Linked DNA regions of Homo sapiens: regions 1, 3, 4 and 5 are each linked to region 2. The links are chromatin contacts, found by Hi-C or POLR2A ChIA-PET in ENCODE. All regions are on one chromosome and are shown on one strand. Each heading gives the region's core, a stretch centred on a gene start or an enhancer-like site at or near the end of the contact. The rest is flanking DNA. Distances are from core to core; before and after follow the strand shown. Region 1 holds the start of GART (phosphoribosylglycinamide formyltransferase, phosphoribosylglycinamide synthetase, phosphoribosylaminoimidazole synthetase). Region 2 holds the start of PSMG1 (proteasome assembly chaperone 1). Region 3 holds the start of CRYZL1 (crystallin zeta like 1). Region 4 holds the start of URB1-AS1 (URB1 antisense RNA 1 (head to head)). Region 5 holds the start of EPCIP-AS1 (EPCIP antisense RNA 1).

Evidence for each region. Hi-C counts contacts between places; a loop is a spot of excess contacts on that map. ChIA-PET counts read pairs that join two places held with the same protein, here RNA polymerase II (POLR2A). Pooled maps may share reads with other maps.
Region 1: a map of naive thymus-derived CD4-positive, alpha-beta T cell shows a loop between it and region 2 (8-fold over the local background). The contact joins the promoter of GART here to the promoter of PSMG1 in region 2. A Hi-C loop is called at or near these places in 1 of 168 maps with a recorded cell type or tissue (naive thymus-derived CD4-positive, alpha-beta T cell), 1 of 37 single-sample maps with no recorded cell type and 7 of 50 pooled maps.
Region 3: a loop to region 2 is called in a pooled map, with 23 times the contacts of the local background. The contact joins the promoter of CRYZL1 here to the promoter of PSMG1 in region 2. A Hi-C loop is called at or near these places in 2 of 37 single-sample maps with no recorded cell type and 11 of 50 pooled maps.
Region 4: a loop to region 2 is called in a pooled map, with 13 times the contacts of the local background. The contact joins the promoter of URB1-AS1 here to the promoter of PSMG1 in region 2. A Hi-C loop is called at or near these places in 1 of 37 single-sample maps with no recorded cell type and 7 of 50 pooled maps. POLR2A ChIA-PET finds 5 or more read pairs at or near these places in 1 of 52 experiments (activated T-cell).
Region 5: a loop to region 2 is called in a pooled map, with 20 times the contacts of the local background. The contact joins the promoter of EPCIP-AS1 here to the promoter of PSMG1 in region 2. A Hi-C loop is called at or near these places in 6 of 50 pooled maps.

The regions. Positions count from the first base shown.
Region 1 is chr21:33,540,780-33,543,479 of GRCh38, forward strand. It overlaps GART (phosphoribosylglycinamide formyltransferase, phosphoribosylglycinamide synthetase, phosphoribosylaminoimidazole synthetase), which reads right to left and starts at 1,338. Exons shown (of 22, transcript NM_000819.5): 1 at 1,286-1,338. It overlaps SON (SON DNA and RNA binding protein), which reads left to right and starts at 2,259. Exons shown (of 12, transcript NM_138927.4): 1 at 2,259-2,390. The coding sequence starts at 2,314. RefSeq lists silencers at 1,214-1,503, 2,544-2,633 and enhancers at 1,654-2,103, 1,668-2,399, 2,304-2,363.
Region 2 is chr21:39,182,075-39,184,774 of GRCh38, forward strand. It overlaps PSMG1 (proteasome assembly chaperone 1), which reads right to left and starts at 1,377. Exons shown (of 7, transcript NM_003720.4): 1 at 1,178-1,377. The coding sequence starts at 1,311. It also overlaps a transcript of BRWD1 not described here. RefSeq lists silencers at 1,053-1,132, 1,333-1,552.
Region 3 is chr21:33,640,305-33,643,004 of GRCh38, forward strand. CRYZL1 (crystallin zeta like 1) reads right to left here and starts at 1,437. Exons shown (of 13, transcript NM_145858.3): 1 at 1,377-1,437. ITSN1 (intersectin 1) reads left to right here and starts at 2,197. Exons shown (of 40, transcript NM_003024.3): 1 at 2,197-2,409. RefSeq lists an enhancer at 1,176-1,585 and silencers at 2,056-2,395, 2,406-2,505.
Region 4 is chr21:32,391,648-32,394,424 of GRCh38, forward strand. URB1-AS1 (URB1 antisense RNA 1 (head to head)) reads left to right here and starts at 1,486. Exons shown (of 1, transcript NR_026845.1): 1 at 1,486-2,313. URB1 (URB1 ribosome biogenesis factor) reads right to left here and starts at 1,365. Exons shown (of 39, transcript NM_014825.3): 1 at 1,122-1,365. The coding sequence starts at 1,263. RefSeq lists enhancers at 631-1,413, 1,273-1,567, 1,414-2,195, 1,718-1,967.
Region 5 is chr21:32,770,754-32,773,462 of GRCh38, forward strand. It overlaps EPCIP-AS1 (EPCIP antisense RNA 1), which reads left to right and starts at 1,347. Exons shown (of 4, transcript NR_024623.1): 1 at 1,347-1,555. It overlaps PAXBP1 (PAX3 and PAX7 binding protein 1), which reads right to left and starts at 1,002. Exons shown (of 18, transcript NM_016631.4): 1 at 573-1,002. The coding sequence starts at 915. RefSeq lists an enhancer at 669-1,658.

The sequences.
Region 1 (2,700 bases), core at 88-2,587, 5.6 Mb before region 2:
GACAATATACAAAACTAACATTTTTTTGAGCACTTAACCTTGGGCAGGGTACTATTTAAAATGCTTGTCATGAAAGAATCCTATGAGGGAGATACTATTACTATCACCAATTTGCAGATAAGACAAGGAGGCCCAGATAGGTAAATAACTTGCTGGAGGTCACACAGGTAAGAGGGGGTGGAGCCTAACAGAAGCAATTTTGCTTCAGATTCTCTCAACAAGTGAAACGATGATCATTGAAAATTTGAGAAAGGAAAAAAAAAAACCCTGTTAAATTACAGTCTCGGAAGGAACAGCTACTTTAGTGTAACGGGAAAACACATTTTACTTGCCATGTGTATCTGAAATAAACAGATTTTTTATTTTATTTATTTATTTATTTGTTTAGACAGTCTCTCTCTGTCGCCCAGGCTGGAGGGCAGTGGTGTGATCTCAGCTCACTACAACCTCCGCCTCCCGGGTTCAAGCGATTCTCTTGCCTCACAGCCTCCCAAGTAGCTGGGATTACGGGCGTGCGCCGCCACGCCAGGCGAATTTTTGTATTTTTAGTAGCGACGGGGTTTCACTACGTTGGCCAGGCTGGTCTCGAACTCCTGACCTCCAATGGTCAACCCACCTTGGCCTCCCAAGTGCTGGGATTACATCACATCCGGCCAGAAATAAACAGATCTTTAAATCTAGAGCAAATGTTACATCTTTAGTTTGAATATAGCAGTAGTGTGGGAAAATTCTGTTTACTCTAGTGGATCACTGAAAATAGCCTTACTACCCAGTGGTGAGGACGCCTGGGCTCCTGAGTCTCACACAGCGCCTTGGCCTGGGTAGAGACGCTGCCCCATACTAGCAGGAAGACCTTGGGGGACTTCACTAACCTTGGGCCTCATTCCTCAGAATGGGTAACATAAGCAGAATAAGACAGGCAAATAAAGCCGTATCAGAGGATATGGAGAATAAAGTAGAAACCAACTACAAAATTAACCAAGTAATCTGCCAGAGACAACGGGTGCATAAAGAGAAAGTACACCAATTTAGGGTTATGTCCTAAAAATGTATAAAGACACAAAAAGGCCTTGACATCTTAGAAAACAGGAAAAGTAAAAGAGCAAATAGAAACCAGCTAACAGTAGCAAGTGAAAAGCACATGGCCAACCCCCACCCACCGCATTTACAAACAACAGGAAAATTTCTACAAATCAGTTTCTATGGTTTCACTCAGTTCGCGATCTTAAATCCCCAAACCAAAGCCTAAGCGCGCTCCGTGTAAAAGCGGAGGGGGTTTACGCACCGACACCGGGTGGCCACCTGGTTCCCGCTTGCCCGCTCGCCGGAAGTCGGCCCACCGGGACCGGCGCGGGACCAGCGCGGCACCGCCCCTCACTGCCCCGCCCTACGACGGCTTCCCTGCCCCATTGGTCCGCGCGGCCCTGGGTCTCCGCGGCGAGAATCTAGTCTGATTCCCTCCCGCCCTGGGCGCTGCCTGACTGCTCCCCAGCCGAGACACCCAAGCCTTAGCACGTTTATAATGTGACAGTGGTACGGGGTGCCACGCAGTGTTTCCAGGAGCGCCGGGGGGGAGCGCCAAAATGCTAAACCCATTCTTAGCCAATTGTGCGCCGCTCACGAGTCAGAGCTGAGCAGCTACCGCGGAAAAATCTCGTGACACGCCTGACTCCTGATGAGACTAAAATGCACCGGGCTTTGAATGCCGGTCGCTTAGGACATCCGGCCTATTGCTAAAAAAAAAAATGAGGCTGGTTATAGAACGCACTGGGGAAGACACAGGGCAACAGCGAGTTCCTCCTCTCACATGCCAGTGGGGGCGGGGGCTGAAAAATTCTCTCCCGGATGCATATCCCTGTCGAAACTGAACTTGGCGCCACCTGAGAGCGCCTGAAAGCCGTGTGTTAAACACCGGGTTGCCCTTCTTGCTCTTCTTCCTCTTCGCCTTTAATCTCAGGCACTTAGCAAGCCTGTTAAGGCTCCCAAACACTGCTGGGGACTGACAACTTATGCGGACACGGTCGCCTCAAGAGAGACGGCTCCTGTAATGGCGCCTGCGTCAGACACTAACATGGCGGACATAGTCGTGCGCGGCGCAAACGTCAGCACCTCTACCCCAGCCGCTCAGAAACAGCAGAGGAGAGCAGGGCCGTGCTCACTGATTGGTCCCTCGGTGGAGCGGGCCGGACCGGGCATTCCCTTTGGAGCCAATCAGGAAGGCGAGAGACCGAATTGGCCCGTGCGCCTCCTCCCGAGGCATGCTGGGAGCCTGGAGGACTAGCGAGGAGGAGTTGAGAGAACGGAGCGGACGCCATGGCGACCAACATCGAGCAGATTTTTAGGTCTTTCGTGGTCAGTAAATTCCGGGAAATTCAACAGGAGCTTTCCAGGTAAACGCCTCCCAGATTCTTCTGCTCCCAACGGACCGTTAGGCCCTCACCTAGCCTTCTTTGGCACCTTTCTTCGGAGACGCAGTCGTTCCCCGGCTCAGGCCCCGCTAGGGCCCCGCCTGGGCCTGGGATCCATTTTCCGGGCCCCCCCCAACCGCCCCCCCAGCCGCTCCCTTCCTTTTCCCTCGAGGAACTTCGCCTTTTCCGAGGTAACCCAAGACTCCCTGTTTCAGAACCGAGTTAAGATGTTCACCCTTCTCCCCTGTTTGGGTCCCCCCTGCCGTTTAGCTACTCGTAGGCCCGGTTGTCC
Region 2 (2,700 bases), core at 127-2,626:
ACTCTAAAATAGTGATCAGGCTGTCCACCTGACCCAAGAACCAATCTTAGCATCCCTAAAAGTGAGACAGCTGGGGATAGCCTGCAATAAGAAACAGAAAGCACCACTTAGTAGAAGCATTCTTGCCGACAAAACTTTGAATGAGAATCTGACCAAGCCTCCAAATGAACATTCATTTTACAGGACATGCAGGTGATACAAACGTTAAGTGACACCACAACGAAGCTATCAGACAAATTCAGAGTGTGGGGGCACTGGACAAGACAATCAGTCCTGTCTCTTAGGAGGGGTAAGAGGAGGTTGCTCTAAATGAAGTGACACGTCTAAATGTAACCTGTGGACCCTGTTAGGATTCTCATTCACGCAGACCACTGTAAAATGTCATGTTTGAAAAAACTAGGTAAACGTGAGTGAGCATGGACTACAAAATGATACTGGAAAATTAGTATTAGTGTTGTTAGGGGTGATAATAGCATATGTAAGAAAATCCCTAAAACGTTTGAGATGTATTCTGAAAAATGTAGAGGTGAAAGGCCATGATGACTGGAATTCGCTTAGGAGTGGCGGGAGAGAAAATAAACGTGGCAAAATCTTCCTGTTGAATTTACCCGGTTGTGTAGGGGTCAGGGCTCACTTGACTATTTTCTCCCACTTTTTTGTGTTTGGAAACAATTTTTTTAAAGCGTGTTCATCGGCTACTGACACATCATGCTAATTGAAGTGTTGGGTGCAGGTTTAAAAAGTTTCGAGGGAATTGGTGTGTCCGTGAACAATCCACGACAAACGTGGTGGGGCCCGCGGGAGCGCTGCGGCCCAAGACAGTGTGACAAGCGGGAAGATCACGAGTCCGCAAGACACCAAGCCTCCAGAAATGCTCCAGAAACGCTCCAGAAAGCCTTTAAAGAACGGATTTGAACCCAGCCCTCCCACAGCGGCTTCACCCTGGACTCCACGAAACGCCAGCAGATCCACGCGAGAACCACACACACCTGGGGCTGGCGCCGCTGGACGCCGCGGCTTCACGGAGACCCAGGGCCCAAGCAGAGCCAAGGAGCGGCGGCAACCGCGGGGGCCACTCGGAAGACCGCGGAGCCCCGGCCTTAGGCGCCGTCGCGGCTGCCAGGCCCGCGCACCTTCCAGCTGCGGTGAGCGCGCTGCCCTTATCCCGGTGCCTCACCTCTTCCGCGCCAGCTGCAGACGCACCTCCCTGTCCTCGGGCGTCTCCCTCCGCCCCTCCTCCTCCTCCTCTTCGTCCTCAGTCCCAGCTCGGCACGGCGCCTTCACCACCTCTCCGAAGAACGTGGCCGCCATAGCCGCCCCGTGACCGGCTGGACACAACTGCAGCGCCGCGGGACCGCACGCCGGCTTGCGCGAGACCACGCTCCCTCACCGCGCGGGCAATAAGTCCCGCCCCGCACAGGCCACGCCCTCCGCGCACAGCCCAAGCTCGCGGCCACACCCCCACCGCGCGGGCGCTACGTCCCGCCCCGCACAGGGCTCGCTCCCAGGCACACCCTGAGCTCGCGGCCACGCCCTCTACACCGCCCGCCCGCGCTGTCATGCCCTGGGCCAGCAGTCCCCGCAGCTTTTTTGTTTTTAAATTACAGATTGGGGGAGGGGGTCTCGCTATGTTGCCCAGACTGGTCTCGAACTCCAGGACTCTAGCGATCGTCCTCCTTAGACCTCCCAAAGTGCTTGGATTACAGGCCTCAGCCACCGCGTCCGGCCCCCAAAGGCTTTCATTCGCAGCTTGAGCCCTGCGGGCGCCAGGAGGTGGGAGGACTGCGGGCTAGAGGGGCAGGGGGCGAGAGGAGGGCGGGGCCTCCGTTCGTGGCGGTAGCGGAACCAGGGGTGCAGGGGCGGAGCCAGCGCCGCTGGCCGTGGCGTCCGGGAGCTGTGGGGCCGTCCCCTCATCGTCCGTTTCCATTTTCCTTCTGCGTTAGGAGAGACTGGGGTAGCATTAGTGTACTGAGCACCCGCTCCAAATTTCGACTGCCCAGGTAGGTGGCGGCGCGGTGGTACTGAGGGCCCCCGTAGCCAGGCGCGCCCTCAGACAGCGGGCACGGGCGGACGCAAGGGCAGCAAGAAATACAGCGCTTCGTGGTGGTATAAAAACGAGACCTTTACTCTGGCAATAGGAATTCACATTTCAAAAGCTGATGATTGTCAAGGCGATTTAAAAAACATTTTTATGAGTGTAAAAAATAGTGTTTTAAAGTTGGCCATTTTCTAATACAAAATGTTTCTTTTTAAATAGCCTTTAATAAGCAGAATGTGTGATTGTTCTTTAATTGGTTCTCTTTAAAATGTGCTGGAAGACAAAGTTCGAGGAGCACTGTTTCAAGCAAGAGAAAAAGGGGACATAATTTAAATGAAAATGAAAATATGCAGTAATGCAATGAAAAAACCGTTTCCTAGATTTAGTTGTACCGAAATACATGACATCGCCTGCATTTTGTGACTTTGTCAGTAGTCACGAAGGTAAGTACTACTTTGGGGTCAGAGAGAGCCTGTTGAGATAAAATCTCAAAGCTGTTAGAAACATTTTAAGATGTGGAAAGATAATCAACAAAATCATTTACATAAAATTAGTACTTAGCAGATGTACACATCTGCAAAAATAAAGTGAGTTTGGAAGCAAAATTTGAACATTTAGCAATAAAATTAAGACGAAATTGCTAGCCAGTAAGAGCTTAGGAA
Region 3 (2,700 bases), core at 187-2,686, 5.5 Mb before region 2:
CTGGAACAGAGGCATCGATAAGGGAAATTAGTGATAAAAGGTAGTAATTATACACTGCAATGGCTGCGGGATCTGATTTAGAAGTCATAACTGACCCGAGTTTGAATCGGGGCTTTCCTACTTATTAGCGGTATGACTTTGGGCTACTTAATTTTAACCTTTCTGGGCCTGAGATCCCATATCTTAGATAATAATAGCAGTTATCTCAGAGGGTTGCCATAAGGATTAAATAATACCTGCAAAGCACTCAGCGCAACATCATACTTTCAGAAATGTTGGCTATTTTGACTATTATTTCTGTAAATTGGGCACATCTCAATTACAGAGAATCTCTAAAGTAGTTCTGAATCCCATCTCATAGAGTTGCAAAGGGTTTGGTCAATGCAACCTTATTTTTCCCACCTTTTAATTTCTGCAGTAGGCTACTGTAGCAGCCACTAGCACAGGTGGCTATTGAGCACTCCAACTGTGTCTAGTCGGAATTGAGATGCGCTGTTAAGTGGAAAATACACATCAGATTTTGAAGATTTAATTTTGAAGAATTAATTTTTTAATTTAATTTTGAAGATTTAATACGAAGAAAAGAACGTAAAATCTCAATTTTTAAATATTTGTTTAAGCGTTGAAATGATAATGTCTCAGATATACTAGGCTAAATGAAACATATAATTAAAATTAATTTCACGTGTTTCTTTTCACTTTTTAAATGTAGCTACCCCAAAATTAAAATGACATAAGGGACTCGCATTATATTTGTACTGGACAGAGTTCAGGTAAAACCTTTCTACTCATAACGTGGACAGCAGCACCTGGGAGCTTCTTAGAAACGCAGATGTTCGGCCCCGACCCAGACCTATCCCAAGGCGATGCTTACATCTCGCTCCAGATGATTCCGCCGTTTAGCATAATGAAGAGGGCCGATCTGGCTCAAAAGCCACATACAGCGAATAACTACTAACTGCTTTCCGAAAACAGCAAAGTGATGAGGAAGAAAGAAGTGGCTGAGAAGAAGTAACAGAGAAAGAAAAAGACACTCAAATTCTAGGAACAAGAAGCAGAGGAGAAAAACCCAACCTGGGAGATTAAGTGGAAGGGCACTCCCAGACCTCTGCCTCCATAAAAGTAGAGGGAGATGCAAACTGAGATAAGACCTACAATCAAAACCCGTCAAGGTCCAGGAAACTGTCCCTCAAATCTAGTCTTACCCACCCCTCAGCGGCCTCAGCTAAGCTAGGCCTGGGCCCGAACAAGTCCCAGGTTAGGGTTCGACGCGAACCACCATCCTCCCCAGGGCTGCACGGTTCTGTGGGGCATCTCTCCACCTTTCGCTTAAAGGCCCGTTTCCCAAGACACAGGACGCGTTTCCCGGGGCTCACCTGCCTCTGAGCCGCCCCAACGGCCTGCACCTTCACCACCGCCACCTTCCAGTCCTTCGTCAGAGAGCCCGCCCCCTGCTCCCATTGGTCAGGCCGCTCGTCACTCCTGAAGGGCGGGGTCGGACTCGCGAGGCTGTCCAGAACGCCATGGCAACCGGTCTCGGAACTACATCTCCCGTCATGTTCCGCTCGGGGGCGGAGAAAGAGGCGAGGCCCCGCCCCAAGGACTACCAATAAATGGGCGAAGTTGGAATCGCCCGGATGGGTTCCGTTTTATGCAAATTTTAGCCGAAGACCACACCCTTCCTCATTCCAACCATAGGCCCGGCCAACCCCTTTGGGTTGTGCTTCGCCTTTTTCCTTTCCACATTATTCTCTCCTTGAAAACCTCCAATAATTAAGTCAATTAAGTGCATCCTATCTAGTGTCTCTCACGGCAACGAGCAGATGCACCGAAATCGTGCAACAAAATCTCCATAAACCACGATAGGCAACCTCAGACCATAAATCTCCTGTTACGCCTACATGGGGAGGAGGGGGAGAGTGCTAATCCTGCCCCCACACAGCCCCTGCTGATTGGCTCATTCGGCTTGTCACTCTGTTGTCTTACATTTCTTTGGCTCACCCTCTTTGGGTTCGCACGGTGGGCGGGGCCAGTGGTAGGGGGTGGTGAGAAGGTGCGGGCCCCTTCTTCCAATTGGCTGGCGGTTTCCCCACCCACTTATGGGCGGAGATGGATGGTGGATGGGGGGCGGGGGAGGCAGCGGAGGGAGATGAGGAGATAGGCGGGAGCGAGGGAGCGAGGGAGGGAGCGAAGGAGGTAGAGAAGAGTGGAGGCGCCAGGGGAGGGAGCGTAGCTTGGTTGCTCCGTAGTACGGCGGCTCGCGAGGAAGAATCCCGAGCGGGCTCCGGGACGGACAGAGAGGCGGGCGGGGATGGTGTGCGGGGCTGCGGCTCCTGCGTCCCTCCCAGCGGCGCGTGAGCGGCACTGATTTGTCCCTGGGGCGGCAGCGCGGACCCGCCCGGAGATGAGGTGAGGAGAGGGCTGCAAGGCGGCGGCCTGGACCACGGGCGGCTGCAGCGGGGGCGGGGGTCGGCGCGGGGGTCTGCGCGATGGCTGCCCGGGGCATCCGTCCCGCGCCCGGCGCTTGTCTCCCCGGCCGCCCTTAGCCCCTCGCCGCGCGCCCGAGAGACGGCAGCGGCTGCCCCTCTGCCTTGTCCTTCCCGTCCTCGGGGGTGGCGGCGGAGTGGCGGGCGGACCCGCACTGGGAGGCCGGGGGCCGCGGTGGGCCGTGGGGTGGCGGCCGCGGGACGGGCGTGGGGA
Region 4 (2,777 bases), core at 236-2,735, 6.8 Mb before region 2:
AATAAATAACTCTATGCTAACTAAGTATCATCTTCCTAGCTGTGACTAGCAAGTACAGGTATAGGTATCAAAGTTTAAAAACAGGCCAGGTGTGGTGGCTCATACCTATACTCCCAGCCCTTTGAGAAGACAAGGTGGGAAGATTGCTTGAGACTGGGAGTTCGAGGGCAGCCTGGACAACATAGTGAGATTCCATCTCTACAAAAAGTAAAAAAAAAAAAAAAAACATAGCTGGGCATGGTGTTGTGCACCTACAATCTCAGCTACTTGGGAGGCTGAGGTGGGAGGACAGCTTAAGCCCAGAAGTTCAAGGCTGCAGTGAGCTATGATAGTGCCACTGCACTTCAGCCTGGGCAACAGAGCAAGACCCTGTCGTTTAAAAAAAAAAATGAGGACAAAAATTGGAAGTTGAAGATATTTTGGCCATTAATTTAATCGTTTATTTAACCTGGGAGAAAAACTGCCACTGTTTTATTTTAGAGCAATGCTTCCACATGGCAACACGTTCAATTGCGTTTTTCCCAAACCATGTTACTTTCCAAACGATTACAAGTAGTCGCGAAGGGTGGTCACACTTTACAAAAAGTGTAATTAAATTATAGAGTCGGCTACATCTCAGTCACTGGCCCATTCCTGGTCAACTGACAAGTAGCTGTGGTGGCTTCTAGTAGCTTGTTACAAGTCATCAAGTCAGTATGAGTGTTGGGGGATGGAAGCTATTGAAAACGGTGCTGACGGCCCAAGGAGTAGCAAACTGTCTCATGAACCGTCCTGAGCCGACTCAGTAAGGACTCAATAGAGAAGGACACTTCATTTACTTCCCTGACAACTGCAATAAAGAGGTTTTAGAGCTCGCTGAGGGATGCTGCCTGGGCAAGGGAAATAAATGTGTTGTAACATGAAACGGTCCCAATCAAGCAAGTCGGGGCCCTCTCGCTGTCGCCGACAGTCCAGAGCAAGGAAGTACACAGCAGTCCTGAACCTCAGTTTTCTGCAAACCAGAGGCTTGCCACTGAGCCTATGTGACCCGAAAGCTGCAGAAAGGAGAGGCTGTGCCCGGCACACGGAGGCCGCCTCGCCAGCCTGTGCTCCCGACCCTGCGCCTGCCGCCCCGGACTCACCTGGCCCGGGGCCCTGCGGGTCCTTCAGCTGAGCCTTGAACCGCACGCCCGTGAGCTCTTCTTTGCGGGCGCGCTTGGCTGCACCCGCGGAGGAAGCCGCGCCGTCCTGGCCGCCCGAGGCCTTCCTCTTGGGGACCCCCATGGCCGAGAGGGCGGAAGCGCGACGGAAACGACACACCTGAGGGGACCCGGCAGGAGCACTGGCACAGACAGCAGACACGCGCTTCAGGCCCACATGGCGCAGGAAGAGGCGGGGCTGGCGGAAGAGGCGGGGCTGGCGGAAGAGGCGGGGCTCGGGGAAAGGCCGGCGGAAGGGGCCGACCCGCGCGAGGCTGGGACCGGCGGAAGGGGCGTGGCCTGCAGAAGGGGCGGGGCGATAGGGATCCAGAGTCTTGGGGATCCAGAGTCTTGGGGCTCCATGTGAGTTTGCTGTACCGGTTGTCCCGGTCACGGCATGGGGCGAGCGGACACTCCACGACACCCCCCGCCCCCGGCTGCAGGGTTTGGGGTCCACCGGGGCGCATTTCTGATCCCAGTGGCTCTTCGGGTGCTCTTGGCCGGAAGAACTCCCAGACCTTTCACTCCTGGCCTGGCCGATCCACGAAGACTCGGGCCCCGGCGCGTCCAAGCAGCACAATGAGTAGTTCTTGACCCGAGGTCGCCCTGAAGGTGTCGCATGAAGAGCTTGCTTCACACACAACAGGATTCGATACTTTGCCAATTCAAGGCCCTGGTGGCTGGCCGGGAAGGTGGATTCGCCTTGGCTAGGTGCCAGGCAGGTCCGCCTGTGCGGGTGCCCCTGACTTCGACCCCTAGCTTATGTCACAGCCCGAACCAGATCGACTGGTCTGGTAGCAGCCTGTCACTCCAGACTGTCCTCCACCCCAGACTTCCGCAAACTGATGGGCTCTTTGCGCCGTGCAGGGTGGGAGGAGAAGACCAAACGAAGTAACGTCTGTAAAACCCCTTCCTGGACAGCGTAAGGCCTCCACATCTAAGTTCCTGTCATTAAAATGGAGACAGCAAAGCCGACCCTATCCAGTCCTTGGGACTGTTATGAACAGAAAATGATGCAATGTATGAAAAACTGCTTTGAGGAGAAAAACAACACAGTGTGTTTTTGGAAGATGTGATTGATTTGTAAACCGCATTAAATGCTCTGAAATAAAATGAAAGTAAAAATAAGTAAAAACAGGCTGGTACATATTTTAATACGACTTCATCGATACTTAGGTATGTGTCCAAATAAATCATGAACCAGCGCATTAGATAAGTAACTTGGTGATTACTGAAATTCTCCATCAGGTTGTCCTCTAGTCTAAGAAAATTGTGTTTCATATTCTGTAAGCAGATGTGTTTTGAACATCTGAGGATGTGGGCTTTTGTGGCCTGTTGGGGTCTCAGAGTTTCTAGTAGAAAAAGCACGTGTGTTGACGCTGAGCCTCTGTCCCGACAAGATGATTGTGCCTGTGGAGATGTCTATGTTGTAGGCAGGTCAGAGAGAGGGTGTCACCCCTAGCAGATATGAGCTAATGCAGCAATGTTAAGAGAGGGGAATATGCTCAAAAAGTCATCTGTAAAAGGCAACACTCATTAGTGAATACAGACTTAATTCTGACTGATTATCCACACTGGTCCTCTTCTTTGGTTAATCGC
Region 5 (2,709 bases), core at 97-2,596, 6.4 Mb before region 2:
GAAGAAGGCTGGGTATCTGCTACCCCTAATTACTTTTATGGGTAAACTGAGGCTCAGCGACTGCAAGGGACTGGCCCAAGGTCACTCAGAACCAGAGCTGCAACTCCAGGCTTCTGTTCCCTCTCCTAGTATTCCTTTTTACAAACTCGGCCTTCATGGTCGAGGATGCCTGGACAGAGCATCCAAGAAGTGTGGGCGCAGTGACCTGCAGAGGGCTCGGAAAGCATGCCAAGAGCAGCCAGGGGACCCACACCAAGTTGGCCCTGAAACACGCCAGGCAGAAAAGAGGCAGGACAGGGAACACCGAATTTCCCCTGAAACACTCTGAATGCCTGATCTGAGCTCCGGCCCCGTGGCAGAGGAGGTGGTTAAGAAAAGGCTGGGGGCAGCGCGGGAACGCGTCCCTTGCCCGAGCAGAAGGCCGGAGGCTGGGGAAGATTCGCAGCCGGTCGGACGGCAGGGGACTCCGTTCCAGGGCTCCGGGGCTGGGCGTCCAGAGAATACGGGGGCGGGGGACGGGGGCCTGCGTCGGGGATGCGGCCGTCTAAGGGCGTCCGAAGCGCGCACTTTACCTTCCTCCTCGTCCTGGAAGCTGAGCAGGCTGGCCCGGGGCACCTCTTTGTTCTCGCGAGGCCTCTTGCGCGGCTTCAGCCCGTTGCCGGGCTCCGCGCCGCCGGGGAAGCCGCCCCCGGCCTCAGCCCCGAGGCCCGGGGTCAGCGCGGAAGGCGGCGACGGCCCCGGGCCCAGCAGCGACTCCCCGCCAGGGGCCCTGTCGCCGCCACCGGGGCCCGCCTCTTCGCCCGTGCCCGGCGGCGGCAACAACGGCGGCGGCTCCTGCTCCTCATCGCGTTCCCGCTCTTCCTCTTCGGAGTCGTTCCGCTTGCGCACGTTCACCCGCCGGGCCTTTCGGAACATCCCCGCGGCCCGCACGGCGGTCGAATACTCGCTTCCACACCGCGGCCCCGGCAGCGCCGAGCTCGTGACGGCGCACGCGCGCTCTCCGGAGCTCCAGCCGGGTCGAGTCCTCTGTTGCTACCGCGCACCCCACGAGCGCGCATGCGCCTATGCTCCCACGCGCTCTCAATACTTGGAGAAAGAGAGAGAGTGAGAGAGAGAGAGAGAGAGAGAGAGAGAGAGAGAGAGAGAGAGAGAGAGAGAGAGAGAGAGAGAGAGAGAGAGAGAGAGAGAGAGAGAGCGAGAGAGAGAGAGAGAGAGAGAGCGAGAGAGAGAGAGAGAGCCCCACACCTCTCGCGAGAGCGTCGGCTCTTTGCATCGCTCTCTGTCGGAGTGGAGTACTATTAGCATGGAACTCTGGTGTTGTTTGACAGGTCACAAAGAGGATCATAGAGATGAGAAGAAAGAGTAGGCTCTGTTGTCCCTCAGACGGCGCTGCTGCAGTGCGTCTTCGCACTTACGCGGAGCGGTAATGTGAGGAAGCCTCCCGCCAAACAGATGAGGGAGGAGGAGGAGGGGAGAGGCCAGAGAGAGAAGCGGCTTTCGGGAAGGAAAGTGTGATCTAGTAGGTGGAATAGTCCTCTCCAAACTTTGACCTGAGGTGTGACTATTGGTAATTACTAGTTATTCTTGAGTAATACTTTGTATTTCTACAGCTTTATAGCTACAGAGCTCTTAGAAAGACATTGAATTTTATTTATGATACAATGTTACTTCAAAGACATTGAATTTCATTTATGGTACAATGTTACTTCAAAGACATTGAATTTCAGTTATGATACAATGTTACCTGGCTTGATGTCCCCCGTTCCCCAGTCTTTCAGGAACAAGGAAAGCAAAAGTGTTTCCGTGTTTTCTAAAGAATGCCAAGTTTGCAAGCAATTCTATGACTAAATACTTTCCAAAGCTTAGTGAGTTTCAGAAACAAGTGGAAGGAAAATAGAGCAGGGGGTGGGGAAGGTTGTGACAGTTCTCAGACTTGCGTGACAAAGCCCTCGCTGGCCACACCTTCACAGGGTGATTGCGCCTAAGGTTGAACTCACCGGCTTTCCCTATCTCATCACCGAACTAGAAGTTTTTCCTTCGGGCATGCACCTGTGCATGCGAATTCATTTTGATGTTTCGAAATTAAAAGGGTATTCGGTAGAGTGAAAAAAATCCACCCATGTCTGGAAGGCTGTTCACTTCCTCAGTGGCAATGTTAACAGTTTCTTATGATCCTCTAAAGATGTTCCATGAACATAAAAGCAAATAAATATGCATATTTTAATGTGTTCCCCTTTTTACACAGATGGTGTGTAAGCTGCATTTTTAGCCTACCGTAGATTGGAGATCGGCCCATATCTGTATATGAAGGGTTGTGTTTTTTTGGTTTTTTGTTTGTTTGTTTTGAGACTAAATTTCGCTCTTGTCGCCCAGGCTAGAGTGCAATGGCGCGATCTCCGCTCACTGCAATCTCCGCCTCCCAGGTTCAAGTGATTCTTCTGCCTCAGCCTCCCTAGTAGCTGGGATTACAGGCACGTGCCACCACGCCCAGCTAATTTATTTTGTATTTTTGTATTTCACTCTGTTGGCCAGGATGATCTCAATCTCTTGACTTCGTGATCCGCCCGCCTCAGTCTCCCAAAGTGCTGGGATTACAGGCGTGAGCCACCGCGCACGGCCGTCTATTTTTTTTTTTAACCCACCTGCGTAGTGATTCATTGTTGGGATATACCGTAATTTATTTAACCAGTTCCATAAACATTGATATTT